7 separate regions of the Homo sapiens genome follow, and all the other regions are linked to region 1. A link is a loop called in an ENCODE intact Hi-C map of the cell type or tissue named here. Cell type or tissue: heart right ventricle. All regions are shown on one strand. Region 1 overlaps TNIK (TRAF2 and NCK interacting kinase). Region 2 overlaps TNIK (TRAF2 and NCK interacting kinase). Region 3 overlaps TNIK (TRAF2 and NCK interacting kinase). Region 4 has its middle 110 kb from the start of TNIK. Region 5 overlaps TNIK (TRAF2 and NCK interacting kinase). Region 6 overlaps TNIK (TRAF2 and NCK interacting kinase). Region 7 overlaps TNIK (TRAF2 and NCK interacting kinase).

Region 1 (4,000 bases):
CCTTCCACTATACCCCAACAGGGTATGGCTTGGTTTTGTTATTTATTATTTACTATTTGATTTGTCTAAGATGTCTTTGAAGACCACTATGAATTTTTTTAAAAACCTAAAATAATTCAATATTATAAAGTCCTCTGTAGAAAAGTCTTCCTTATTCATTCTTTTGTCATCCTCCTCTTTTTACCCATGGCATATAACCAGTGAAGCTCATATCCCTGCCATGACTTTTTCCTCCTCTTGCACAACCTACATTCCTGACAATCCTGTTAAACTAATTTGCACTAAGGTCTAAATGACTGACACCATTGAACCTATTCTATCAGGATTCTTTATTTTTTAAAAAAACACACAGACATTCATCTTCAATCTTTTTAATGTCTCAGGATACTTTTATAGCCAGGTGAGCCTTCCAGTACCTCTGAAATCACTGTGCAGCATGACGACCTCTGTGGCTACTCATACAACAGGATTTGCCCATACCTAGAGTTATGCACTGGTCTCACACCATTTACAGTGATCTTAAACTATACTCCTTAGCCATAATCTGAGGAAAGAGGACCAAAATATCAGTTTAATTCCAAGCTTTGGCTTGGCCAGAAGGAAAGCCTCTTCTAGATACCCTACTGAAAACAAGTCAGTTGTAGGCACCCACTTTATTTACATAACAAAAGTCCCATATATAGTGCAGTCAGTCACAATACTTAAAAGATTAAGCTGAGGTTGTAAGAGCTGCAAACGCTGTTTCCCCATGCTATGTTACATAGTAATCTAGAATATCTGTGGCCCAGATGTAGACTAGTTAGCACTTGTTAGGTATAACTATGGTTTGAAGAATTGCTTGTAGCTAATCATGATACCCATATCTGGCCTGGGATGTATATTTTGTAGTGGCTTCTCTGAAGGGATTTGCAAACAGAATTATTTAAATATGCTTATCATTAGCAGTTTAAAAAAATGACATTTTGGCAGGAGATTAATTTTTAACTTGGCAGCTGTTTTCAGACAGATTGTTGTCAGGTTATTACAGTGACTAACTTTGAAGGAAGGAGGAAATTTATGGGAGATTATTAGGTTTTCAGACCTTCAAGCTTGCAATTCCCAAAAGAGGCAAATTTTCTGTCAACACTGAGATACGGGGCCTCAAAAACGCTGCAATGTTTGCATCTTTGAGACCTGATTTCAATAATAACCCCACATGTCGAGAACTAAAAATATTCCTTAAAAGTGAAATATTCTTCAAATATACTGTTCAATTGATAAATTGGAGATTTATATGGAAGTACATTACAGAGGAGCAAGGTAATATATTGGAAAGGGCTCTGAACAGAAAGTTTGGAGACCTGCATTCAAGTGCTAACTCTGAGAGGATTGCTAACCCGGTGAGCACCTGCAGACCTCGGCCTCAGTTTCTTCATCTGTTAGATAAGAGTATTTACAGAGGATCATTAAAGTGTTTTGGTGAAAAGTCCATGCACCTCTGAAACCAGCCCAAGCAGATCAAGTTTTGCCCAAGTTGTCCTGTAATGTACACAAAGACCACAGGGTGTCTCTCTACCTAATGCACAGCCTGGAAACCCACACACAGTTCCTAGATCCCATTGCCCCTAATTTTATTGCCTTGACTTTCAGTCACCATTCATTAGAAAGCCGTGTCACCTGAAAGTCCAGACAATAAACCTGAGGGGCAATAATGCAAAATTATGTTTGGTTATTGGCTAGCAGAATAGAAAAGAGAAGGGCTTCTTGGAGAAATCTATTTGAACACAGCTTTGAATGTATTAGCAAATTTCTAGTTTATAATATAAAGTAACAAGTCACAAATCAAATTTCTATGAAACATCAGGCCACACGACAGAAATACCATAAAGTAGTCACCAATATTCCATCTGATTCCCTCTCATGAAAAAGAAACCCCAGATAATTATACTTCGAGCATTGTAGAAGTAAGTCAGATTATTCTCAATCAGAAAAAGATGACCCAAGACAACAAACTCACATCTTAGTTTAACGTAAAAAGCTATCAGAATATATACTCTTCCAAAAATCTAAACCATAACCAAAATGGAAATCCAATCTATTTTCCAATAATAAGAAGCAAGAGTAAATTTAAAAAAATATAGAAAATGATTTAAACTTTTTATTTATTTTTTTATTTTTTACAAACAGGCCATCAGATAAGATGGGTGAATTCATTAAAAAGATCCTCACTTGAATGTCTTACAGGTCTTAAACTCAAATAATGTTTTTCAGTTCTCCCTTTGGGTGACATAAATCATAAATATAAGGGCATGTAAGACTTTATAAGACTCAGGATAAGATGGTAGGCATAGTTTTGAAACACGACAAAGAAGCCATACCTTGAAATCATATGTGGCATCTGGGTTTTCATCACAGGCAATAACTTCTGGTGCCATCCAGTAGGGAGTTCCAATGAAAGTATTCCTCCTGCCCACTGTTCGATCAAGCTGAGCACTGACTCCAAAGTCCACTATTTAAGAAAAGACAAGTAAATAAAGTCTGTGATCATAGGTTTTAGATAGCGATAAAATGAATGTGAATTATTTTATTGTGGTAAAACATAAGTAACATAAAGTGTACAATTTTGACCATTTTCAAATGTACATTTCTGGGGCACTAAGCACATCCACACTGTTGTGCAACCTTCACCACTGTCCATCTCCAGAATTTCTCATCTTCCCCAGCTGAAACTTTGTACCTATTAAACAATAGCTCCCAATTCCCCCTTGCCCCAACCCCTGGCAATTATTCTACTTTCCATCTCTATAAATTTGACTATTCTCACTACCTTGTATAAGTGGAATCATACAGTATTTGTCTTTTTGTGACTGGCTTATTTCAGTTAGCATAATATCATCAAGGTTCATCCACGTTGCAGCATGTGTTAGAATTTCCTTCCTTCTCAAGGTTGAATAATATTCCATTGTGTGTATGGACCACATTTTGTTTATCTGTTCACCTGTTGATGGGCACCTGGGTTGCTTCTACCTTTTCTATATTGTGAATATGTTTTTAAACTGCATGAGAAATGGATGAAGTGTACCCATGAGGAAGGCACAAAGAATTACATTTGATTACACCAAGGCTTCACAGGGACCAAAAATAGGTGTTAAAAAAAAGTAAGCTTGGTTGTCAGAAAGGGTAGTATTTTGGGGATACAAGACAAGTGATTAAAAGCAAAAGTCTGAGTCAGACTGCCTAAGTTTGTATCTCATTTCTGCCGCTACTAGTGGTATGACCTAGGGCTAGTAGATCAACCTCTCTGAGCTTCGGTTTCCTAATCTGTAAAATGAGGATGATGACATCTACACAGAGTTGCTCTGATGTTTATGAGAGATAATCTATAGAAAATTGTCTTGTACAGGGCCTGGCATATAATATATACTCAACAAGTAACTGTTAATTAGTGAAGTAAGAATGCTCTCAGGATAGCTTATCTAGTTGATACATATATAACTGCTTAGCCTACATAATGTATACTTTTGTTTTTAAAAGAGAATATTCATGAGGTGAGAAAGTTTGGTCCCAAATGTTAACTAAGAAAAAAAATGGAAGTCATATATTTCAACAAAAAGGAAGAGCAAATGTTTGGGATATAAACATAGAAGATGTTTAAATCTCTTTGAAAATATACAATCATATGGACAGCGATTCTTTTCTAGATGACAAGTTACATATCCTACTGGATATTTGTCAATTCATGCTCTTACTCATATACATCAAGCAGTCAAATGCATGTGGTAATTCTCTATTTGGGCAGTCCCAGATTTGTTGCGGAAAGAGCTCTAACAGATACGCCAAAGAGAAGGATTCTCCCACTGATGGAAGTGGGGGTAATCAGTATGCACCTAAAGTAGAATATTAAGTATCCACTTTGCACGGGAGCCCAAGGTAATAACAAAATCAATGTAAATATAACTTAAACCTATGGGAATATAGCAGGAATTGATTATTCTGAATATGCCTGTGTATATTTTAATGG
Region 2 (4,000 bases), 200 kb after region 1:
TTTCATCTCTGCATCAATCCTGTGAAGTAGATTGCTCACAAGAGAAAAAAAGCGAGGCTACAAGAGCCTCCAATGCCAAAACATACATTCTCCTCACTGTCTCCCATGTGCAATATCTGAAGGCAGCTCCCAGAAACAGTAAAATCCCTTCCAAAGCTGGCTGATGATACAGGGGGCAAGGAAAGACCAGAATTTTTACAAGGTGCCTACGTTCACAAGGCTGACTACACCTACATGGCCTAAACCAGAGCATGCTGGAGCTTGTGGTCTCTGCACCCCACTGAGGGCAACAGAATTGCAAGTCCTCGACTGCTCTTTTTTGAGTGTCTTTGAACTCAAAACCTGCTTTTTGAGCCACTGTCAAGGTAACCTAGCAGCTGAGAATAACTAATTGGGCAACGTTCTCTGACTGCTGGCATGAACAGTTATAATCTCAGCATCACTGTGGCAACCTGACTGGAATGCTGGTTATTCACACAAAGAAAAACTGGTCTCCATTCAGACCAGAATTGCATTTTGTCTTTGTTCCACTTTTCCCATTACAAGTTGCTACTGAAGGAACAATGCTTCTTTTAAGAAGAATGTGTATTATTGGTCTGTGCAAAAGCAGCATTTTCTTAGCCAAAAAAAAATTTGGAAAGGGAGGAAAAAGTAATATGTCCTATATTGCCAAAGGCAAAGAGACTATTAAGAAAGCTCTATATAAACAACAGTAAAGGTCATCTTGGGGTAATTCTGTGGCGTTTCAGCCAGGCCACAGAATTCTGTGGAGATCTCAATGGTGCAACATGGGCAACAGATGACTAAAAACTAGATTACATTCAATCAACCAGTGCACATTTCCTGAGCACCTACAATGTGCTATCACAGACACTGTCCTCCAAATCTCCCAGTGGTTCCCCGGTCTACTCTGCTCTCCCATCCAACCTCAGCCTCCCTTTAAAGCTACAGCACACCTCTCCCCAGGCATCAGCTACAGCCTCCAGCTCACCATTCCCAGAAGATGTTCTGTACACTCCCGCATTCTGTGTCCTTGTTCCCTTTTTGTTCTTGCTATCCAAAAAGTCCTTTTGTCCCATCTTTGTCAGTCAAAGCCTTACCAGTCTTTTGAGATCAGATTCAAATCATAGTTCCTACCTAAGGTCCTCCCATTACACTCCATTAGAGTAAATTCCACATTAAAGTACATTCCAAAGATCGCTTTGAATGTATCTGTCTTACTGCACTTGGAAGGCAACTCTCCAGGGAGCAAGATCAGCATTTGAATAAGGCTTTACCACTTCCAGTTGTGTTATCTTTGAAAAATCACTTAATCTCTTAGAGCCAAAGTCTCTTCACCTATAAACAGCATGCTACTCAGACTGCACCCATGACCATCCAACTCATCTGGGAACCTTGTTACAAATGCAGAAATCTGGGCCCTGCCCAGACCTACTGCATCAGGATTAACATTTTAATAAGATTCCCAAGTTATCCCAATGCATATTAATGGTACCAAAGTATTGATAAAATCTACCCAGCAGAGATATGATGAGAATGAGGGGAAACATAGAAAACATCCAACGGGGAGTCTAATACATAAAGACTCTCACTAAATGAGGAAATGACTACACTTTATATCCAATAAATGTTTGGTTAAGTTGAACTGTTTGGTGTTTTAAAGGATTCAGATATTTATGGCATGAGCTGGCCCTCAAGTGACATGTCAGATTAGTAAAAATAGATTAAAATACATGAAATATAAATGAAGAGAAGCAAAAGAACTGTGTTTTAGAAGAGCACATGACTGAAAATGACTTCATCGTTTATAATTTTTCTGACATTGAACAAGGCCACTAATATTTTTTAGCCTTTGGTGTCTTTTCCTATCAAGTAGAAATAAGAATAAAGGCAGCCTGCTTGCCTCTCAGAGTTGAACTAAAGTTATTCTAAAGTTAAAATGAGCTAAAGAGAATGAAGGAATTTTGCCAAATACAAAGAAATGATTAAGTCGGTGTTTATCAAGTAACACTAAAATACAACATACCCATCACAAACTGAGCTCACACTCAAAGGTGGCCAAACATGAAGGGCACACGGAGGTCAAAACGGTACATTAAGGCCACTGGTTTGAGGATGGAGTTTTAGTGGAAAGAATGAAGAGTGAGCCAAAGGGGACAAGTAGCTCTGCCTTCTCAGTGGGCTGATGACTGAGGTATCTACTGCTTTGAAAATACTGGGATAGGAGTGGGAGGGGACACCAGCTGGGCCCTAGAAGAAAAGGAATTCACAGCAAACCTGGGGCCCTCTCAGCCTAGGGGTTAAGAGAGAAATCAGAAGGGAGTCTCACGACTGTCAGGGCAGAGGCCTGAGACTAGACGGAGGTGTGTGGCAGCCACTCTGACGAGGAACACAGAGGAAACATTTGCTGGAGGAACCTCCATCATCCATTTCTCAAGAACCCTGCTCAAGAAAGGAGAAAGGATGGAGTTTGGGATCTCTGCTCTAACAAGTCAGACAAGCAGAACATAACATAAATGCAAAGAGAGTTCAGACAGGCAGGAAATCGATACAAACTGACACAGTCAAGCGGAGCTGAATGGAAAAGGTGGGCACCAAGCTAGACTTTAAAATACCTGCAGGATTTGGGTACACAGACAGAGATATCAGTAGAGGGGATAAACTTGCTTTGTTAATAGTATTATTTTAAAAGAACACATGTTAATTGCATGTATCATTTCTGTCAGAAATGATAAAACAATCCTATCACTTATAGGACAGCATATGCATTCAGCAAACTTTAAATTATTTCTAGAAATCAGGATTCCGTAAGCATTTCATAAGGCAAATGGATTTCAAGTATTGAACACACATGGCTATGACAAAATGGCAGACATGCATGCGATAAAGAATATAAGCCAGTCATTTTTTTGAACAAAATGCTGTTTGAGGCCTCACTTCTCCCAGGCAAATGAACAAATACATAAATGACTCTGATGTAATAACTTGTTTACATCCGTATTCCCCACTCAGCTATGCTCCTGCTCCTTCCAAAGCTGAAGCTGGGCTCCATTCATGTTAATATCTTTAGCTACATGCACTGTACCTAGGCTACAGGGGGACCTTCATAAATGCTGGTTAAGTAAATAATTTTACCAAGATCAACAACAAGAAAATATTTATAAGTTGTTGTTTACTTTTTCTTGTGAAATAAATAAATAACTCGGAGAGAGATGAATACATGTATCTTCACATCATTAAATATACCTTCCTCTGAGAGTACCAGCTGGGTCCCAGAGAATCTGTGAAGCTGCATTCAACCACGGCATATCTTTTTGGAAAGCCTATTTTCCATAAAAACTTTGGTGTTCGTGGTGTTTTTTAATATGTTAAATTAAACATGAATAAGTTTGTATCAAGTTTAAAAATAAAACACAAAGATGCTAACAAATTTCTGGTTTGCAGTGGAGGTTTCTCAGTCAGTCCACCAGAATCTCTAGGGTTTCCAGTTTCCTCTTCTTTACCCACAGGGATGTTTTGATAAAGACATTCAGAAGTGTATTGCTCACCTATACCATTTATAGCCCTAATTTTCAAACACAATAAATGCTTCTTATTTCACCTCTACTCATTCAGAATTTGCAATTACTGAAATTAGAGCTGAACAGAAGTTTAATTGTCTATTGTCCATATAGAATAGATTTCAAGAAAAGTAATAACATAAAAAAGGAAATCTCATTTTTAAAAATCTTCAGTCAAGTATCATTCACATCCAGTCACTTGCTAATTACAATTAGACATCTCTATCAAAGCCAGTGTTCTCTGCTAAAGGTGGTGTTCCAGGACCTCTGTTGAAAAACTTTGCCACTCCAGGGTTTCTCAGTTATTGTCTAAACCTAAAAGGGAATAAGATTCTTCAAAAATTATTATTGTCTTACCTTTCAGCAATATAAAATGTCCCTGCTCCTCCCAGGTCTCTGGATTAGGGAGGTTTTTCTGTGAGGCAAATAATAGAGCAATT
Region 3 (4,000 bases), 130 kb after region 1:
GGAAGTGAGGAGTCTGAAATCCAGGTGTCAAGGTGTCATTGGGAGTTGGTTCTTTCTGGAAGTTCTGAAGAAGAAACAGTTCCATGCCTCCTTCCTAACTTCTTGTGGTTACCAACATTTCTTGACATTCCCTGGCTTACAAACTCATCCCTCCCATCTCTGCTCCCATCTTCACGTGGCATTCCCCACTGTGTCTGTGTCTGTCTTTTCTCCTCTTCTTATTGAACACCAGTCAAACTGGATTAGGACCTACTCTAATCAAGTATGATCCCATCTTAACTTCATTACATCTGCAGAGACCCTATTTCCAAATAAAGTCATATTCACAGGTACTGGGTATTAGGACTTCCTCATATATTCGGGGAGATACAAACTCATGACACAGGGCATTTCACAGTTGTTTTATACTACTGCCTTCTTAACCAAGAAAGAGGCTCTCACTGGCGTCAAGGAGTTTACAGCCTAGAGACAGAGACCCATAAATCTGTCTTCCCCGCTCTTCCCATAGCTGCAGTTTTAGCTTTGTGGGTTTGGTGCTTATCACCTTATCACCCATCTCTGCCAGAAGACTGTAAGCTCCCAGAGCACAGGCAGCATCCATTTTCTGCTTCCCATTACATTCCCATCTTCTTGCACAGTACAAGATAAAGCTTTCAAGAAATAATCGTTGAATGAATGTATGGATAGATGAGTGAATTACCTAGATACAAGCAGAAATGAGAAAAGCCTATACAGGCAATAAAGGTACACACAATAGGCCAACAAGGAGGAATAGAGAGAAAGAAATAATTGATTCTGATTAGTAGGGATATAGAAGGTTTCATGAAAGAGGAGGCATTTGAGCTCAGCCTTGGAGGATCGGTAGGATTTTATAAATGAATAAGGAGTAAAATTTATTCCCTGCTGACCAAACAGTATGAGCAAAGGCCTGCAGACATAAAGTATGGTCTTCGGGAGAACAGTTAATAGCCCAGGCAAGCTGGAGCAAAGAGTATCTAAAGGGATTTAAAAACACTTTGGATGAAAAGGGGAAGAAAGGCAGCTCACAGAGGCCTATAAACTAGGCTATTCTGAGTGCAGTAAGAAGCCACTGAGCTTTGTGGAGAAGGGAAATGATTTGCTCCTACCTGTGCTTCAAAAGGAAAAAATATATAGGAATGGTTCATACATTGATCTTTTGTGTCCTCCTGCCTGAATGATAGTTCTTATATTACTATAAGGAGTATTTGCGTATTTTATATTTACCCATGCAACTACTATTTACTTGATTTGCCTAAGGAACTAAGAACTATATACAAGCGATTACATTTTATAATTACACAATTATATGATATATATCATATAAAATATATAATTATATGATATATATCATATAAAATATATAATTATATGATATATATCATATAAAATATATAATTATATGATATATATCATATAAAATATATAATTATATATCTTTTATAATTAAAAGATCGTATCTGAAAAGTACTTAAATAGGATAATATCACAGGTCCTAAATTTCTTCTCCAGAGAATGACCTGGAGTTTAAGGCCCAGGGGAAGATGATTAACTACCAAAGTAATAACAAGGACTTTCACCTGTAACAAAGCAGTTGTTCCGGGTCAGGCCAGGTTCTTTGGTTTAGGTTTGAGCATGGGAAGTCCACAGACCAAGTATATTAACAATCAAGGTGGTGCAAGACTACCATTTGTTGTTCTCTCCAGGAAGCACCAGGGACTCCATCACTCATCACAGGCATCTGGATAGCAGCCAAGCACCATGATAGTGGGATGTGGGAGAGACACTCCAGCTATCCATGGAGGACTGCTCAATGGCTGAAATGCTGCCAAATGGAGAGACATGTACTATGGTCTTGGTGCCACCAAAAGTCTTCGGTAATAATGCAACTATTCTTAGGAAGAAGTATTCAGTCACTCATCTGTAAAGGGATTCATTATATAGAACTGTTAACCAAGAGAAACAACTACCTCTTTGCCCGCTTAGGCAAATGGGAGACTGGGAATCTGGACAGAGCGTGAGTGAACAGAATGAAGATGACAAGAAAGGGAAAGAAAGCTCTTTTCACCCTTACGAACCCTATAAGTTAGGCCCCAGACTTTCTAGTTTACAGTCATCACTTTGTTATTTAGGTTATAAGACAATAGAGGGGTTAGGATTGTGTTTTTCTGTTCACATTGGTATCCAGGTCCTAGCACGTAGTTGTATCAGACAAATGTGTGCCCAAAAGGAGTGAGCTGCTAGGCAGCGTGTTCCTATTCCATGGCACTTTGAGTATGCTTCTTGGAACTTGAGAATATATTGAAATTGTGCCCATGTGTCTACCTTTCCCATGGGACAGTAACCATCCTAAGGAAAGGAAACGTGTGTGCTTATTACTACTATAGTGCTTGACATTTAGAAAGCATCTAATTCTTAAAGCTCAGGGGGCTCAAATAACTTACATGAAGTTAAATAGCTCATAAACAAGAGGCTTAGATTTGTACTAGGTCTGTCTCCACCCCAACCCTATGCTGCTTCTATACCTCAGTGTAGAAAGAAGGAGAGTCATACTATATAGTTTAGCCTGAACCTGGCCTATAGATTGAAATGTCTCTGGAAACAGGTTTGCTGCTGCTTTCCAGCCTTCTAAATCAGACAGTTGCATAATTATTTAACATGAGTGTTTCAATTATTTAATGCCTGATCAAAACACAGGCGTAACATAATTTAAACACAAGCCAAAGCATATACACCACAAAAAAATACTGAGTCCAAGTAATCATTTTCCAAAACATATTAAGGTTTTTATTTACTAATGGTCTTAAATTTCTGTTTAAAGAGAATAAGCTTGGTTGGCCCTAGAAAATCTTGGAGAAATTCAAAGCAAAATTTCTTAAGTTAATTCTTATTGTATACATAATCTAGCTCTTATAAGGAAATATTGTAAACCTGTTTAAACCTATCCTCCTAAAACCCCTAGACATGTTCTTACTCATAAAAGACAGTAGAATAAATCTTCAAAACCTAATTATTTTAAAACTGAATGCAGTTCTTTACATGGTCTATCGATTTTATCCTTTTGCCAAGATATCAAAATTTTTTTAATTGAAAAAAAGCAACTTTGAAAATGCACTAGGCTTAAACCTCCTTTTATAAACTCTCAAATTAACACATCTTAGTTTAAGCACTAATGAAACACATTTCATTCCAGTGGGATTCCAAAGATTAACAATGTATCAACACATATCCCAATGAGTGCAAAAGAAAATTTATCCTAGACTTAGTATTAAAAATTACATGCCGGCCAGCATGGTGGCTCATACCTGTAATCCCAGTGCTTTGAGAGGCTAAGGTGGGAGGATCACTTGAGGCCAGGAGTTCAAAACCAGCCTGGTCAAAATAGCAAGACCCTGTCTACATAAAACTTAAAATACATAAATAAAAAAAATGTAGCTGGGAAAGATGATTGCACCTATAGTCCTATTTACTTGGGACGCTAAAATGGGAAGATTTCTGGAGCCCGGGATTTCGAAGCTGCCGTGAGCTTTGATCCTGCTACTGTACTCTAGCCTGGGTGACAGAGGAAGACTCTGTCTCAAAATAAAATATAAAATAAAATTTAAAATTACATGCAAAAACACCAGAAATGAAATTCTATCTTGAGAAACGCTTTATCCTTTGTACTTTAGATTTTTTCCAGAATGGGCAACTTTCCATAGTTTTATAGAAAATGTTTATATTGTTGGGCAAAAATTCTGCAGTTAAGTTCTAACCACAGTCTGGAAGGAATTTAGCATGAAGACAAGTTAAAATTACAAAGAGTGTTTTTCCCCTTACTGATAAATTAACAAGTTTAACTACTACGGCTAATAAAACATGCCTTAACCATCCTTCCTTGGTATTTTTTAATAGCTTTGGGAAGATTTGGGGGAAAAAAAAAGAGTTTCAGAGCAACATATTCATTGAGGTTAGCAGGTTGGCTAGGAGGTTAGTTGACCGG
Region 4 (4,000 bases), 380 kb after region 1:
TTTCCTCCTGGTGACAGATTGTTTGGCTACATCCCAAAAGATATAAAACTCCTTCCAGTCATCCCAGAATTAGGTCCATAGATTTCCAGTTATAGAAGAGAGCCATTCTGGGTAACACAGCAGATGTAAATTATGTGCCTGAATTGATTTTGCATTAATTTCTCGTAGGCTATTTTCATGCTGCTTAAATACCACTTTTTAAAGCCACTATGGTATTGTATTTTAAAAGCTGATTTGTTTCCACCACAGAAAGGGCTTCAGGAGGCAAGAGCTGTTTTTCAAACCCTTCCCCTTGTGCAAAATTACTTTCGCCAGTGAGGAATTTTCAGTAATGAGCTGTCTGTTTGCACAACTCTTCAGTGCATGTTTGCATGCTGCTTCTGTAAGCTTCCTTTTGCAAGACATATCATGAGACACAAACTTCAAGTTTCCTACTCCCTTGAGGGACCAGCCCTGCCACTCATTAGCTTAATATGGAAGCCCAGGGGCTCAGATAATAACACTTTATGTTCTTGCTGTACAGCAGGGCCAGTATGCTTTGTGCTGTGGACTCTTGGCTGTCCTGCTTGATCCAAATGCTTTTGGAAACCATCAGATAAAGGGCAAAAAGACAGTCTGTAAATCTATGGGGTTTTTGGTACAGAAATAGGGCTAGGCTCACATTGAACTCCTGAACATGATATCAAAGCTCTTATTACAACTTTTTATGCATGAACTTTCATATATATAAAACTGGACATCACATAGCAAAGTAATAGCACATCAGCTGTTCCTACCACTAACAGATGGCAGGAGCAGGCAGGGGAACTTCAGCTGAATTTCTTCACTGATGTGGCCATTGTTTGCTATGTTTGGGTGTTTGTTTGTTTTTTGAGACAGGGTCTCACTCTGTCACCCAGGCTGGAGTGCAGTGGCATGATCTCGGCTCACTCCAACCTCCACCTCCCAGGTTCAAGCAATTTTTCTACCTTAGCCTCTTGAGTAGCTGGGACTACAGGTATGTGCCACCACGCCTGGCTGATTTTTTGTATTTTTAGTAGAGACAGGGTTTTGCGATGTTGCCCAGGCTGCTCTCAAACTCCTGGCCTCAAGTGATCCGCCTGCCTTGGCCTCCCAATATTTGGCTTTCCTTTGATTTTACAAATGGCCTGACAAATCAACTCCCTCATCCCCACTTAAGTACTAAGAGTATTGAAAATGCAATTAAAAAGAAGGGTAAATTTTGATGGAAACTACAGTTTTCATAAAAGTGGAAAGAAATGGATGATGAATGGCTCAACAGGACAAAGAGGAAGCTACACAAAATTAAAAATTAAAAAATTATCAGTATAGCTGGAAGACTGGAACTGAAGTTGGATGTCTGTTATCCTGAGGTTAATTCAGGAGAAGGCTCTGGACTAAAAGACAATTGGACTGAGAACTCCCTTTAGGGATGTCACCTATTAAAGAAAGGTAATTTTGTACAAAGCTGCCGCATTTACCGTGAGGCTGCTCATTTTTAGATTCTAGCACCACCTAGAGGACAGAATGAGATAATTTCCATTCACCACTGAACCTAAGGAATCTTTCATCAATTAACCGTTTTTCAGTTTTCAAAACACTTAAATTTTAATATCTGATTTGATATCCAAATAATTGTCTTTGAGGTAGGAATTTCTACCTTTAGTGTACTGATAAAAAATCAATTTTTCCGCTGGCTTACTGTCCAAAGAATTTGATCAGTTTTTTATGTGATCAAAAATTATTATCCATGGATTATTTTTTAAACTTTATTTAGGTACAGTTTATATACTCTAAAATTAACTAATTTAAAGTGTGCAGTTCAATAGTTTTTGGTGAATTTACTGAGTTGTGCAACCATCCCCATAGTCCAGTTTTAGAACATTTTTATCCCCCCAACAAGATTCTTTTTTTTTTTTTTTTTGAGACAGGGTCTTGCTCTGTCACCCAGGATGGAGTGAAGTGGCATGATCTCGGCTCACTGCAACCTCCACCTCCCGGGTTCAAGCAATTCTCCTGCCTCAGCCTCTTGAGTAGCTAGTATTACAGCTAGTAGCTGGTATTACAGGCACCTGCCACCACGCCTGGCTAATTTTTGTATTTTTCAGTAGAGACAGGGTTTCGCCATGTTGGCCAGGCTGGTCTTGAACTCCTGACCTCAGGCGATCCTCTTGTGTTGGCTTTCCAAAGTGCTGGGATTACACTCATGAACCACTGTGCCAGCCAAGAGTCTCTCTTTTTTACAGTTAATCCCCATTCTCACCCAGCCCCATGAAGTCACCAGAGTTTTTTCTGTCTGCATAGATGTGCTTTTTCTTGGAATTTCATATAAATGGAATAATAAAATGTGTGGGGTTTTTTTGCATCTGGCTTCTTCACTTAGCATAATATTTTTGAGGTTTATCTGAGTTGCAGCATTTATCAGTATTTCATTCGTTTTGATTGCTGAGTAGTACTCCCTTGTATTGATATACCAATTATATTTGTCCATTCACCAGTTGATGAACATTTAGGTTGTTTCCAGTTTTTTGCTATTTTGAAAAATATTGCTATGAATATTTGCATGGAAGTTGTTTTTCTAAGTAAGAAACTTTAATTAGTAAACAGGGAAGTGAATAAAACATGTGGAAGAAGGGTGATTATATGAATTATGTGTATTGAGGAGAAAAAAATAGAATAAACAATCAGGAGATGCCTAAGGGAAAGGCATCTGGGTCCTGGGCCCCGGATTCAATGTGTACCCAGGAACCAAGGAGTTCTTGGTATCGTATTCTTCCAGAGACACAGAAGAAGCATGGGGAAAATTATTCAGGATTTGCTCTGATAGTTTAGCAGTATTTGATGACAGTTTTTAAGGTGTTTCTTAATGTTGGATCAATACAATATGTAGCCGATGCAGACCTTGGTAACACATCTGAGGTTGGAGATTGAAGTACCATTATGATCTCTCCCCATCATGAAGATAGAGGTGAAGGGGACATTTCAAAGTGAAAAATAAACTATGTGGTCAGATGCATTTGAGTCCAAATCCAGGCTCTGTTAATATCTATAAGGACTGCAAGGTCAAAGTTCTCATCAGTATCCCTGGAGGCCATGGTACCTATCTCACAAGGCTGTTGTGAGGATTTGCTAAGATGCTTTATGGAAAGCACTTAGCATATGGCCTGGCACACAGTGAGTTCTGATGTTATTTTTGTAAGATTGGATTGTGCTTGACAAACCCAGGAACAGTGACATTGACTTCTGTTATTCCTGAGAACCTTTTACATCATTTCATTGGATGTTTCTGGCCTGAGATTCTGGCAAAAAGAAGTATAAATTTTCTTCAGAGATGATAAAAATGTTTGTGTAAGTGGAACCTCATTAAAAAATATTGCTTGTCACCCAGAATGTTGTAGGCTGGTGGAAAGATTTAGTGCTAATCTCAAGGGAGTGGTTAGGACTTAGGGGGATCCACACTGGACCAATCAGCATGATAGGTTACTAACTCATTTTGCATATAAAAATGTTGTCTAGGACTCTACAGAATTCTCCCTATTAATGGATGACAGTCAGAGGTCCTTGGGTTTAATCAAAATTTAATACCTTGTGAGAGGAAATATGAAGAATACAAATGATCAGTAATAGACAATATGTCAAATGCAGTAATTGCCAATTTTAAAAAGTCTCCTTGTCAGCATATCTACCTTGATTTGTAGTTAGGAACACATGGCCAGAGCTGTATTAAGCCTCTGGGAAAACAAAGGAATGAGATACATATTCTGTTGCAAGAAAATATATCAGAGATTCAACAAAGCCATCATATCTAAAATAATAAAACAGCATGTTTAAAAATATTTAAATCAGGGAATTTCTCCCCCCCCCCCCCCCCATAAAACTGAAGGCTCCTACTTCATCTGGTGCAGGGCAGATGAATCTTCCATGAACTGCTTTTATATTCACCCAAGCAGTATATTAAGAAGGCTGAAGTCAGAATGAGTTCCAGAAATCTTTCTGTTGA
Region 5 (4,000 bases), 120 kb after region 1:
AAAGAAATTGAAAATCTCTGCCACAGGGAAAAAAAAAAAGGAAAAAGTAAAGAAAATGGGGCCACAGACAAGCTTTAAGTGAGAAGGGTGCCTGAAAACAGTGCTAATAAACACTAGATTAACAGCACTAGTCACTTAGAGAGCTAAAGCATAACCTGACTTTAATGCGGCCAGTACATAGCACATATTATTTGTTTCTTTCATTTTCTTCAACCAGACCACTGAGGAAAAGGCTACAATGAGTGCAGGAACATTTGAGGACCTGAAACACTCTTTTCCCATTAAAGAAAATATTTCATCTGGGCCAAAAGCAATTGCAACAAAAGCAAAACTTGACAAATGGGACCTAATTAAATTAAAGAGCTTCTGCATAGCAAAAGAAACTATCAGCAGAGTGAACAGAAAACCTACAGGATGGGAGAAAATATTTCTGAACTATACATCTAACGAAGTCTAATATCCAGAATCCACAAGGAACTTAAACAAATGTACAAGCAAAACACAAACAATCCCATTAAAAAGTGGGCAAAGGACATGAAAAGACACTTTTCAAAAGAAGATATACATGTGGCCAGCAAATATATGAAAAAACGCTCAATATCACTAACAATTAGAGAAATGCAAATCAAAACTACAATGAGATACAATCACACACCAGTCAGAATGGCTACTGTTAAAAAGTAAAAAATTAACAGATGCTGGTGAGGTTGCATGGAAAAGGCAACGCTTATACACTGCTGGTGTGAATGTAAATTAGTTCAGCCATTGTGGAAAGCAATGTGGAGATTACTCGAAGAACCTAAAACAGAACTACCATTTCGACCCAGCAATCCCACTACTGGGTATATATCCAAATGAATATAAATTATTCTACCATAAAGACACATGCATGCATATGTTCACTGCAGCAGTATTCACAATAGCAAAGACATGAAATCACTAATTGCCCATCAATGACAGAGTGGATAAATAAAATGTAGTACATATATACCATGGAATACTATGAAGCCATAAAAAAGAACTAGATCATGTCCTTGGCAGGAACGTGGATGGAACCGGAGGCCATTTCCTTAGGAAACTAACACAGGAACAGGAAACAAAATACCACATGTTCTCACTTATAAGTGGGAGCTAAATAATGAGAACACATAGATGGAAAGAGGGGAACAACACACATTAGGGCCTACTTGAGGGAGGAGGTTAGGAGGAGGGAGAAGTTCAGAAAAAAAATCTGTCAGGTACTATGCTCAGTTACTCAAGTCATTAAACAATCTGTACACAAACCCCCAAACCATGAGTTTACCTATGTAACAAACCTGCACGTGTACCCCTGAAGCTAAAGTAAAAGTTAAAATTTAAATTAAAGAAAAAGAAAATATTTCATATGGATATTCATTCGGGACTCTTTCACCAACTTTGCATCACAGATCTGAAAGTGGGGAGTACAAAATTACATTTTATAAAGTAGGAAGGCAGGTTATAGATGCCAGCTGCGCTTCTCAGGGCATGCAAAATGACTTTTACCAAATTTAAAGAAGAAAAACTAAGCAAATGAAATTTTTTAATCTTTCCATTTCAGTGACCAATGGTGAGACTCTTAAACGTTTGGATTCCTTTTGAACAACAACAACAAAATTATATTTGGATTCCAAGTGCCTCATTCAAATGGGCTTTCATGAAAAAGCAAAATGACAGGGCCTAAATGTAAATACCACTAAAGCCCCAGGAAGCTGAAAAGAAAAACAACCAGTAGGGAAAACGTGTTCTCTGTGGTCAGAAGCAGCAATGATTCCCAGCGATTCCATGCTCGGCTTTTCTTAAAATAACAAACCATCTAAAGAGAGAAGGCAAGTGTGTTCTGCTGCCGTGGTGATGGGAAAAACCTCAGCCAGCAGCGATGGGAACTGACTAGTCAGACTTGGCAGACACAAGCCCCGGGAACAAAGTCAACAGCATGCTTCATGTTTTAGGGAGGCTTGTCTACTGTGCATCTTCAGAAAAAAGATTTAGACCGAGAAATTCATGGCCACGGCCAGAGGTTGATAGTAAAAAGGTAGCTAGTCTAAAAACACTCAGCCCTAATACCAAATCGTCCTTCACATACGTTTCCAAAACCTATTTTCTATTTATTTCTTTTCTATTAAATTTTATGGGTGGTGGTGAGGTGAGAGAGTAGTAAAAACAGGCTGGTGGTGGCAAAAATTGCCATTCTGTGCTACCACTCTGGGCAGAATCTCAAAAGCTGAAAGTCATGCCAGGCTCAGGATCATCAAATAGAAACCCTGCATCCAGCCTCATCCATGTCAACCAGGACTTCAAGGGAAGGCCTCTTCTTACATATTTCCATGTTTAGAAACTGCACACACATTCCATGTTCACTTACTCTAAGGGGTCAAGAAGTTCCTTGTGATATATGATTAATATGCATTCTCTTCATTCATTTGACTCAGAAGTCTAACCTAATCTGTGCAAAATAGTTACTGAAAGATTAGAAACTATTGAATTTCGTTCTTTGTTGTTTTGAGTTTTCTTACTTTTTTACCACTAGTAGTACCAATTCCAGACCACAAGTGATTTGTGAAATTCAGCCTTCATTTTCAAAACTGCGTATAAGCCTATTTATCCTGGAAAAAGAACTGACAGTTGACTAAATGAAAGAATCAGCACAATCATCCCAAATCTTGAGTATAAACATCTCCTGTCAATGGTCTGGGATGGTTCTCAAAGTGGTTTGGGGACCTCTGAGGATCTCTGAGACCCTTTCAGGGGTCCATGAGGTCAAGACATCTTTATAATAATACTATAATGTTATAAGACTTTTTCATTCTCATTCTTCACAATTGTACAGTGAAATTTTCCAGAGGCTATGTGCCACGAGATGACGTTATCACTCTGCAGCTAATGAAATGTTTATATATTCTTGTACTTGAAAAATCTATCACTGGAAGAATCGATATTGTTAAATTGGCCATCCTATCCCAAGCAATTTACAGATTAAATGCTATTTCTATTGAACTACCAATGACATTATTCACAGAATTAGAAAAAACTATTATAAAATTCATATGGAACCAAAAAAGAGCCTGAGTAGTGAAAACAATCCTAGGAAAAAGAAGCAAGCAAGAAGCATCACATTACCAGACTTCAAACTATACTACAGTGCTATAGTAACCAAAACAGCATGGTACTAGTACAAAAACAGACATATAGATGAATGAAACAGAACAGAGAACCCAGAAATAAAGACACACGCCTACAACCACCTGATCTTTGACGAAGCTGACAAAAACAAGCAATGGGGAAAGGATTCCCTATACAATAAATGGTGCTGAGATAACTGGTTAGCCATCCTGCACCCCTTCCTTACACCACACACAAAAATCAACTCAAAAATGCATCAAAAATTTCAATGTAAAACTTAAAACTATAAAAATCCTTGAAGAAAACCCAGGAAATACCATTCTAGACATAGGCCCTGGCAAAGATTTTATGACAAAGATGCCAAAAGCAATTCAAACAAAACCAAAAATTAACAAATAGGACCTAATTAAATCAAAGAGCTTCTGCACAGCAGAAGAAACTTTCAAGAAAGCAAACAACTTATGGAATGGGACAAAATATTTGCAAACTATGCATCTCACAAAGGCCTAATATCCAGACTCCATAGGGAGCTTAATTGAACAAGCAAAAAACAAACACCACCACTTAAAAGTGGGCAAAGGACATGAACACTTTTCAAAAGAAGACATACATGCATCCAACAAGCATATGAAAAAATGCTCAACATCACTAATCATTAGAGAAATGCAAACCAAAACCACAATGAAATACCATCTCACACCAGTTAGAATGGTTATTAAAAAGTCAAAAAACAACAGATGCTGACAAGGCTGTAAAGAAAAGGGAATGCTTATACACTGCTGGTGGAAATGTAAATTCATTTTGCCACTATGGAAAGCAGTTCGGTGATTTCTCAAAGCACTTAAAAACAGAACTACCA
Region 6 (4,000 bases), 210 kb after region 1:
AAACAAACTAAAACCAAATAATAAAAGAAACTGCTGTCTAATATCCCTTGGGGAATCTCAACATTTTTATCTTATTCTTAACCACACTGCTGGAGAATTCTTAGACCTTAGATATGAAGTGATATTTAATGAATAAGAAATGCTGGAGAAAGAAAATACAACAGGCTGGTGATATGCATACTTTTAATTTATGTTGGCCAAAACACAATTTTCCCATTTACTGATTCTTTTCACACCAGTCACAGTAAATAGCACAGACTTTTGTAGATACCAAAATAACTGATGTTTTACTATTAGCACTTTTCAAATCATTCCTCCTTAGACTGTCACCTTTTTCCAGCTCAAAACAGACTTCACAACTGCAAGTTTCCACTGTGTAGTTCCAACATTGCAATATTTTCCCCAAAGAGGTGTGAAACAGGTCAGTATACAGAGCTAATAGCATCACATTTTTATTTAGGGGGAAAAATACATGTTACGAAATTGTTGGGATAGCGTAAAAGAACACCAGCTTCTGTGTTTTTAAGCAACTTGGGAATCCATATCTTCTATTTAGTACCTGCACAGTAGTGTTTCACAGAGAGATTGGCTATCTCTAAACAGCTGACAAAGGAATCCAAACTCCTCTTGGTATGGCCCACACAGCCCTTCACAATTTGTACCCAGTCCAACTTTCCAGCTCAGCTCCCATTGTCCTTCTACTATGTACCAAATCAGTGTTACCTAAACTTTTTCATAAGGCACACTGAGGTAAATGAACAACTGGGCTCAAGCCCCAGGAATGAAAGGATAACTGTCTATGCAGCCCCATCACCTGGTATGTCACTGAGGTAGGGGCATTCTACCTACATTCTACCTATGGGAGTGTATTCATGGTTCCTTTGACGTGTCATGTAACCATCGCAAGTCTGCAGTTTTGCACACACTATTCCCTTTCCCTGGAACATTTTTCCCCTCCGTACGAAAGAAATAATTCTTATTTTTCAAGACTCAGCTCAGACTTCACCTCTGCAGCACAGGTGTTCTTGCCCTCTGCTGCCTCCTTAGCCCCAAGAATCAGAGGCTCTCCTCTCTGTGCTCCCAGGGGACTTCTCACCCACAGTAGGTCACTTCTCTGTCTTCTACACTGCAAGTGAGCCCCTTGAGAGCTTACTTACTTTTCTAACTTCAGAGGTAAGCACAATGTCTGACAAATTGTAGGTGCTCCATTGCTGTTCTTTGAAATAATTCAGAATTTCTCCAAAGCATGCAGAGAATAGAGAAAATTCAAAACCAGTCTCTATCAAATAGGGAATTATTCTGAAGCATATGTGCTCAATTTCACCTGTGGCAGGACTTGCCATTTATGGATTCCTGGAGAAATGCTTTGATGCCTCCTTCTGAAATTCAACATGCAGTCTAAAAGAGCTCAAGTAGATGCAAACAGGAGCAGGCAAATTCCCTTGGACCCTGAGCCTCCCTCCCTCCCAGAGGCAGGTTTAGCTGGAGGCCAAACAATCACAAGAGTGCTGGTCCCACCCAGAAATCCAACAATATTCAGCATCTAAAAACATGTCCTAAAGAAATCACCAGCAATGCACAAGCAATTCTGCTCAAGGTTATTAAATGTAGCATTATTTATAAGAGTACAAATAGGAAACAGCCTAAATGTTAAACAACAGAGACCTAGTTAAATAAATTATGACTATCTCAATGCTAGAGAATAGTAGGCAACCGATAAAAAAATTATGTTGATAAGAATTTTTTATGGCAATAAATATTATTACCAAAAAACAAAAAAGGAATAAACAACACTATATACAGTTTGATCCAAATTTTACTTATAAAAACATATATATGTGTGCTTGCAAAAGTAAGAAGACTGGAAGAAAATATACGTGTTTAGTGGCATGTATATCTGAGTGACATTATAGTGATAAAAAATTTATTTTATTCTCCATTCTCTTTCAGTATTTTCCAAGTTTTCTGTAGCAAGTATGCTTTACTTTTGTATGGAAAAATCAGGAGGTGGGGAAGTAATAAAAATCAAAGCAGAAAGGAGTAAAAAGTTATTATTGCCGAGCTGTTCTACTCTGGGCTGCATACAGCTGTCCACCAATGTTCTGGGAAGCTGGCCCATTGTCAGGATCACAGGACACAGCAGGAGTAAGGCTCTCACAGGAATATACACCCTGGGTGCCCCAGATCTGCCCTAGACTCAGAGTGGACCCGGGACCTGATGGGTTTTCTTAAATTGGTAGAAACCATACTCTGGGCCCACAGTTCCCTTGCCATCTAGGACAAAAATCTAAGACCTAAATCTAGTTTTCTGAATTTGATTTGCAAGAGTTTCAAGAAATCATGCCAAATTTCCCCTGGTGTTCTCATTTTCCTCATAGAAAATGCTAGATTCAGGCCAGGCACGGTAGGTCACACCTGTAATCCCAACACTTTGGGAGGCCAAGGCGAGAGGATTGCTTAAGCCCAGGAGTTTGAGACCAGCCGAGGCAGCATAGTGAGACCTCATCTCTACAAAAAATTTTACAAAAAATTGGCTGAGCATGGTAGTGCATTCCTGTAGTCCCAGATACTTGGGAGGCTAAGATTGAAGGATCATTTGGGCCCAGGAGGTCAAGGCTGCAGTGAGCCATATTGCACCACTGCACTCCAGCCTGGGCAACAGAGTGAGACCCTCCTATCTCACAATAAATAAATAAATAAATAAATAAAGTGCTAGATCCAGACCCCAGCCAGAAAGACATTTCCTCCCCAAGAATATTCTTCCACATCCTCCTTTTTGTAAATACAGTTCCATATTATTCTTAATGTTGCTGAAAAATATTTTTTGGAAACACTTAACACATGAAAGAAATTAAGCAGGACAACTAGGAGTGGATGGTGTCACAAAGACAAGGAAAGAGTCTCCTAAGCACCATATGCCCCCAAAGATACCAAGATGAGACAGATCCCAAAAGCGTCCTTCGGATTTGGCTTCTACTGGTGCTGATGATCTCTACCAGATTCAGGGAGGACTGAAGTCAGAATAACAAAGTGGTGTGTATACCTGAGTGATGTTATAATCTTTCTTTAAGGGGTTTGCCTGGGAATAGCAGGAGAATCAGGCCAGTGCTCACAGGGTTGAGACAAACACATATCTAGTTGGAAGCTAGTGAAGAATACAGGGAAAAGGGGGTCAATGAAAACTGAGGAGAGACAGGAATAATGAGAGCAGATCTAGTCCTGAAGAAAACAAAAAAAGAAGAAGCTGGGAACCAGAGCTCCATATTTCCTTCTCTCCTGAATTTTCATTTAGGAGAGGTGAGGGATCACCCTTGAATGAAAGAGGTACTTTGTCTTCTGGAACCTGACCCAGTGATTCTTAACCAGGGAGCCCATCAGAATCTCCTGTGGCAATTTTACAGCCAACACAGGCTTGGGCTCCTCCTCCTCCTCACCTCACCAGCAGACCTACTGAACGGTCCTCTTCAGGACGAGGACTAGGCTGAGTTATTTCTAAAAGCTCCCAGGTAATTAAGATGCACAATGCTGTCTAACGATCACTGGTTAGAAAGGAGGAAAGGGTGATGATGGTAGGAAATAGCTTCATAGGTGTAAGAGCAGGAAACTGAGGAAGGAGAGGGTTCAGGGTTCTCTCAACTAGGAGGTAAGGTCAAGAAGTAGAGGGCTTAGGGAGCAGTGAAGTCTTAAAATAGTCTCTGTGCACTGCTCAGAACAAGGCATGTGGGGGCAGGAGGAGGGGCAACACTTTATCAAATGTCTAGGAGCATCAAGGTACATCGTGGAGTGATTTTTCCCAGGAGGGTTCAGAAATGTAGAAAGCAAGTGAGAAGCAGATGGTCAGATTAATCTATATGTGGGAGTTTCAGGGGGATTTGGCATGAAAGAGCAAGGAAGTAATTTAATATCAACCTCATAGGGCTGTTGGAAGAATTAAATAATGCATTTAAACACAGTCCAGTGCCTGACACAAAATGAGAGCTCAATAAATGTTAGCTGTTAT
Region 7 (4,000 bases), 110 kb after region 1:
ACCACAAATATCCTGATTAACAAAAAAATCTTTTATCTATATATCAAGAATCAAACTTGAAATGATGAACTATAGGTTGGCTAGTCTTCCTGTGCCTGCAGAAGTCTCATTTTACTCCACGCCTACAAGATTCACAATGTATCTTCTATTATGCATTTCAGCTCATCCTCAAGCCTCCAGCCAAACCTGGTCTCCATTTAGTAAGTCTTCACTCCCAAGGGTAGGATGTGCACCACTGGTAAACCAGATGACTTAAGGTGACTGAGACAGAACATTAAATAGCATGGAATCACATAACTATGGGGAAATTATTTTCAATTTTTTTCAACTCTTCTGATTCTGCCAAGCAATGCATCTCAGTTTTGTGGTAATATGTCTTTGACACCTTTCTAATAGTGGCTAGTTTCCCCTTTTCAACACAGAGACAACAGGTCTCATGCAAAGAACTTTCTCCAGGAAATAGCATCTAGCTAGAAATGAATAACATTTTTTTTCCACTCAATGTATTTTTAGAGTTACCTTCTATTTGTAGTGATATTGTTTTTTATTTGTGATAATGACATAAAGTTTACTTTTTAAAATCAAAATTCATAAAAAATAACTTGATTTAAAGAAAAATAATAGGCCAGGTGCAGTGGCTCACACCTGTAATCCTAGCACTTTAGGAGATCAATGTGGGAAGATTGCTTGAGACCAAGACTTCCAGACCAGCCTGAGCAACACAGCAAGAGCTCATCTCTACAAAAAATAAAAAATATAAAACTGGCCGGCTGGGCGCAGTGGCTCAAGCCTGTAATCCCAACACTTTGGAAGGCTGAGGCAGGCGGATTGCCTGAGGTCAGGAGTTCAAGACCAGTCTGGCCAACATGGTGAAACCCTGTCTCTACTAAAAATACAAAAAAAAATTAGCTGGGTGTGGTGGCAAGCACCTGTAATCCCAGCTACTCAGGAGGCTGAGGCAGGAGAATTGCTTGAACCAGGGAGGTGGAGGTTGCAGTGAGCCGAGATGGCGCCACTGCACTCCAGCCTGGGTAACAGAGTGAGACTCTGTCTCAAAACAAACAAACAAACAACAACAAATAAAACAAAACAAAAAAAACTAGCCAGGCATGATGGCATATGCCTGTAATCCTAGATACTTCAGGAGGCTGAGGCAAGAGGATCACCTGAGCTGAGGACATCAAGGCTGCAGTGAGCTATGATCATGCCACTGCACTGCAGCCTGGGTGACAGAGTGAGACTCTGTCTCCAAATAATAATAGTAGGCCAGTCGCGGTGGCTCACACCTGTAATCCCAGCACTTTGGGAAGCTGAGGTGGGTGGATCTCTTGAGGCCAGGAGTTTGAGACAAGCCTGGCCTACACGGTGAAACCCCATCTCTACTAAAAATACATAAATTAGCCAGGCGTGGTGGTGAGCATCTGTAATCCCAACTACTCAGGAGGCTGAGGCAGGAGAATCACTTGAACCCGGGAAACGGAGGTTGCAGTGAGCCAGGATTGCGCCATTGCACTCTAGCCTGGGCCACAAGAAGGAAACTCCATCTCAATAATAATAATAATAATAATGAATGACAGTATAAGTCATATACAGATAAGAATGGGGAAAGATTGTAGTAAATAGTTCTAATTGCTATAACAGATGTATCCCCATCCCAAATCTCAGTAGCTTACATACAGAATTTCTTACTCATGAAAATGCCAATAACGCTACTTGGGTGTTTCTAGTTTGTGGTAGTTATCCATGTGTTCATTCAGAGATTAAGGATGACAAAGTCTCTGCCATCTTCAACAGAGATCTCAAGATCACTTTGAATAGGTCTGGCCAGGGAAGAGAGAGAGAGAGAGAGAGAGGAAAAAAAAAGAATAGCAGACAGTGTGGGCAGTTTGATGGGCCAGGCTTAGAAGAGATATATATCCTTCTGTTCACATATTACTGGATAAAACTGAGTCTATGGCCACACTTCACTGTGAAGCAGGCCAGGAAATGGGTCTGACCTAGGAGAAAAAGTGTTTTGGGTTTCCATGAGCATAAAGTTTAGGTAACTGCCCTAAGATTTGGGGAACTATGCACTAGGTTATGTTTCTTCAAAGCAGAGGAGAAGAAGGAACCATCATTTCTCAGAAAATTCTCTTTGTTTTATAAGGATGACTTAAGATATTAGCATCTCTCCTTCCTGCCTGCCTTCCAGATCCCATGGTCAGGCCCCTCCCCAAGAAATGCAGAGACTGACAGGCAGTCCTCCAAAGTGTTCTATCCATTTCAGTAGACCTCCACCACGGGAATCTGGGGTGCCCACTGCAGCTCCAAGCTGTCACATCTCCTGTCCCCCAACTGCCCTTTCTTTCCCAGCAGCTTTGTAATCACAATTTACCAATCCTGCCTCTCACCCTCTCCACAAAGTCTTTGCTTTCTGACAGTTCAATTAGGTAACTTGAAAAAGTAGCCAGTGTTCATGTTAATTGAAAGCTCTTTCTTCCTTCTCTCCAGGGAAATTAAGAACATTTTACACTGTGGCTGCCTGGAGGCCACGGTATTGTTTTGAGTGTGTCCTAGCAATGTGTGGCCACCACAGACCAGGGAGGTAGCCCCATCTGGCTGGGGGGCAACTCCACCAACCCCACTTCTTGAATATCTGGCCTGTTCCTCCGTGGCCACCCCTCACCCAAGAGAGAGTGCCAGCTCTTTAAAAGCAGGACATGCCCCTCCCAGGATCTTTCTTTGACGCCCACAGATCACAGAGGGCCTAATGCAAGGTCGAGTACTAGGCTTTGGCTCAGGACATGTAACTGAATTCAAATGATTGATTCAGTGTCACTGAGGTATTAGCAGTCATTTAAGTTCTGTTCTATGTACTCTAAAAACAGTATATTTTTAAACAATGTAGAACAGTATGTGTCAAACCTTTAGTTACTCCCAAAATGCTATAATTAAAGAGTCAACTCCTCATATTTTGTCAGATCACAGTAGAACTCATGGACTTCCAGCCTTCTCTCAGCCACGACCTGTGCTTGACCCCCACTATTTTAAATTCCTGAACTGTTGGCAGAAGTGCCTGGGTAGATATTAATTTCTATAAATATGTTTTGGAGAGAGGCAGCCAAGGCAAATTAACTGGTGTTTCATGAGTACACCCATAAAATGCTACTCTAGTAAAAAGGGCACCTGATACTAAATCCTGAACCTACCCTTCCCCCCAACACACCCTTTTTAAAAATGGAACCCCTAGATTCAAAGACAGTTTGGAGTGGAGGTTCCCCAGATAATGTCTGCTTGCTTGTTAGTTACATTGATTTTAAGAACAAATCCATTTAAGCGATCTTCACAGCTGACTTGTCCTCTTTCCATGGACTGTGGGTTCTGGAGCCAGACTGCCAAGGTTTCAATCCTGATTCACCACCTTCTCATTATGAGATTTGGAGCAAGTTACCTCACAGGATGTTTAGGACTTGCTTTAAAATTCTTCATTCAAAAAATAAAAGGGGTGGTGGTAGAGTTACTGAAATAAGATGGGCAAAATATTGATAATTATTGAAGATAAGTAAGGTACAAGTCAGTTCATTCTATCCACTCTCTTGATTGTTTGAAATTTTCCATAATAAATTCTTAAATGACACTTTTATCTAGAACACAAGTAATTCCCCAAGGCTTTCCCTCACAAAACAACTTTCTCCTCTATCAGAGATGAATTGTAGAAAATATATTGAGTATTCTATCTTTACTTTCAACTATGCAGAACAATTTCTTTTAGATTTCGCTGTTCTCATAAGTTAATAATATAACAGGAAGAACTTAATTTTTTTTCCTTCTACCTTCAGCTGTTTAAACCTACCAAGAAATCAAATTCCCTGATGTGCAGTTTACCGCAGTCCTTGCCTCTTATGATAAGGCCAGTCAAGATCCTAGGTATCTGGACACAGCTATAATTTGGTGTCGTTTTCAGTGTTGGCTCTGAGATCTCAGTCTCTCGATAACTCCCCTTTCCAAAAGGGGAAAGACC

Evidence for each region. Hi-C counts contacts between places; a loop is a spot of excess contacts. Peaks named below come from ENCODE experiments on the same cell type or tissue, not always from the same donor. Only the 100,000 strongest peaks of a DNase experiment are listed, where the experiment ranks them.
Region 2: a loop joins it to region 1, with 2.3 times the contacts of the local background. A loop is called at or near these places in 5 of 110 quality-filtered maps.
Region 3: a loop joins it to region 1, with 2.4 times the contacts of the local background. A loop is called at or near these places in 27 of 110 quality-filtered maps.
Region 4: it touches region 1 in a loop (4-fold over the local background); 68 of 110 quality-filtered maps call a loop at or near these places.
Region 5: it touches region 1 in a loop (2.1-fold over the local background); 20 of 110 quality-filtered maps call a loop at or near these places.
Region 6: it touches region 1 in a loop (2.3-fold over the local background); 5 of 110 quality-filtered maps call a loop at or near these places.
Region 7: it touches region 1 in a loop (2.5-fold over the local background); 14 of 110 quality-filtered maps call a loop at or near these places.

The regions. Positions count from the first base shown.
Region 1 is chr3:171,186,345-171,190,344 of GRCh38, forward strand. It overlaps TNIK (TRAF2 and NCK interacting kinase), which reads right to left. Exons shown (of 33, transcript NM_015028.4): 7 at 2,358-2,488. Among named protein-coding and RNA genes, the nearest start is that of MIR569, 82 kb to the left of the region's middle. RefSeq lists enhancers at 409-936, 3,346-3,395. In heart right ventricle, a CTCF peak has its summit at 1,542; no DNase peak of the experiment used is centred here; H3K27ac peaks cover 410 bases.
Region 2 is chr3:171,383,021-171,387,020 of GRCh38, forward strand. The region is part of intron 1 of TNIK (TRAF2 and NCK interacting kinase); the gene reads right to left. Among named protein-coding and RNA genes, the nearest start is that of TNIK, 75 kb to the right of the region's middle. RefSeq lists an enhancer at 1,003-1,549. In heart right ventricle, no CTCF peak of the experiment used is centred here; no DNase peak of the experiment used is centred here.
Region 3 is chr3:171,315,582-171,319,581 of GRCh38, forward strand. All of the region lies in intron 2 of TNIK (TRAF2 and NCK interacting kinase), which reads right to left. Among named protein-coding and RNA genes, the nearest start is that of TNIK, 140 kb to the right of the region's middle. In heart right ventricle, a CTCF peak has its summit at 1,873; a DNase peak (open chromatin) is centred at 1,790; H3K27ac peaks cover 433 bases.
Region 4 is chr3:171,565,507-171,569,506 of GRCh38, forward strand. No RefSeq gene overlaps it. Among named protein-coding and RNA genes, the nearest start is that of TNIK, 110 kb to the left of the region's middle. In heart right ventricle, a CTCF peak has its summit at 1,525 (motif pointing left); no DNase peak of the experiment used is centred here.
Region 5 is chr3:171,305,023-171,309,022 of GRCh38, forward strand. All of the region lies in intron 2 of TNIK (TRAF2 and NCK interacting kinase), which reads right to left. Among named protein-coding and RNA genes, the nearest start is that of TNIK, 150 kb to the right of the region's middle. In heart right ventricle, no CTCF peak of the experiment used is centred here; a DNase peak (open chromatin) is centred at 1,899; H3K4me3 peaks cover 679 bases; H3K27ac peaks cover 2,998 bases.
Region 6 is chr3:171,397,890-171,401,889 of GRCh38, forward strand. All of the region lies in intron 1 of TNIK (TRAF2 and NCK interacting kinase), which reads right to left. Among named protein-coding and RNA genes, the nearest start is that of TNIK, 61 kb to the right of the region's middle. In heart right ventricle, no CTCF peak of the experiment used is centred here; a DNase peak (open chromatin) is centred at 2,135; H3K27ac peaks cover 1,300 bases.
Region 7 is chr3:171,293,175-171,297,174 of GRCh38, forward strand. The region is part of intron 2 of TNIK (TRAF2 and NCK interacting kinase); the gene reads right to left. Among named protein-coding and RNA genes, the nearest start is that of TNIK, 170 kb to the right of the region's middle. In heart right ventricle, no CTCF peak of the experiment used is centred here; no DNase peak of the experiment used is centred here; H3K27ac peaks cover 3,994 bases.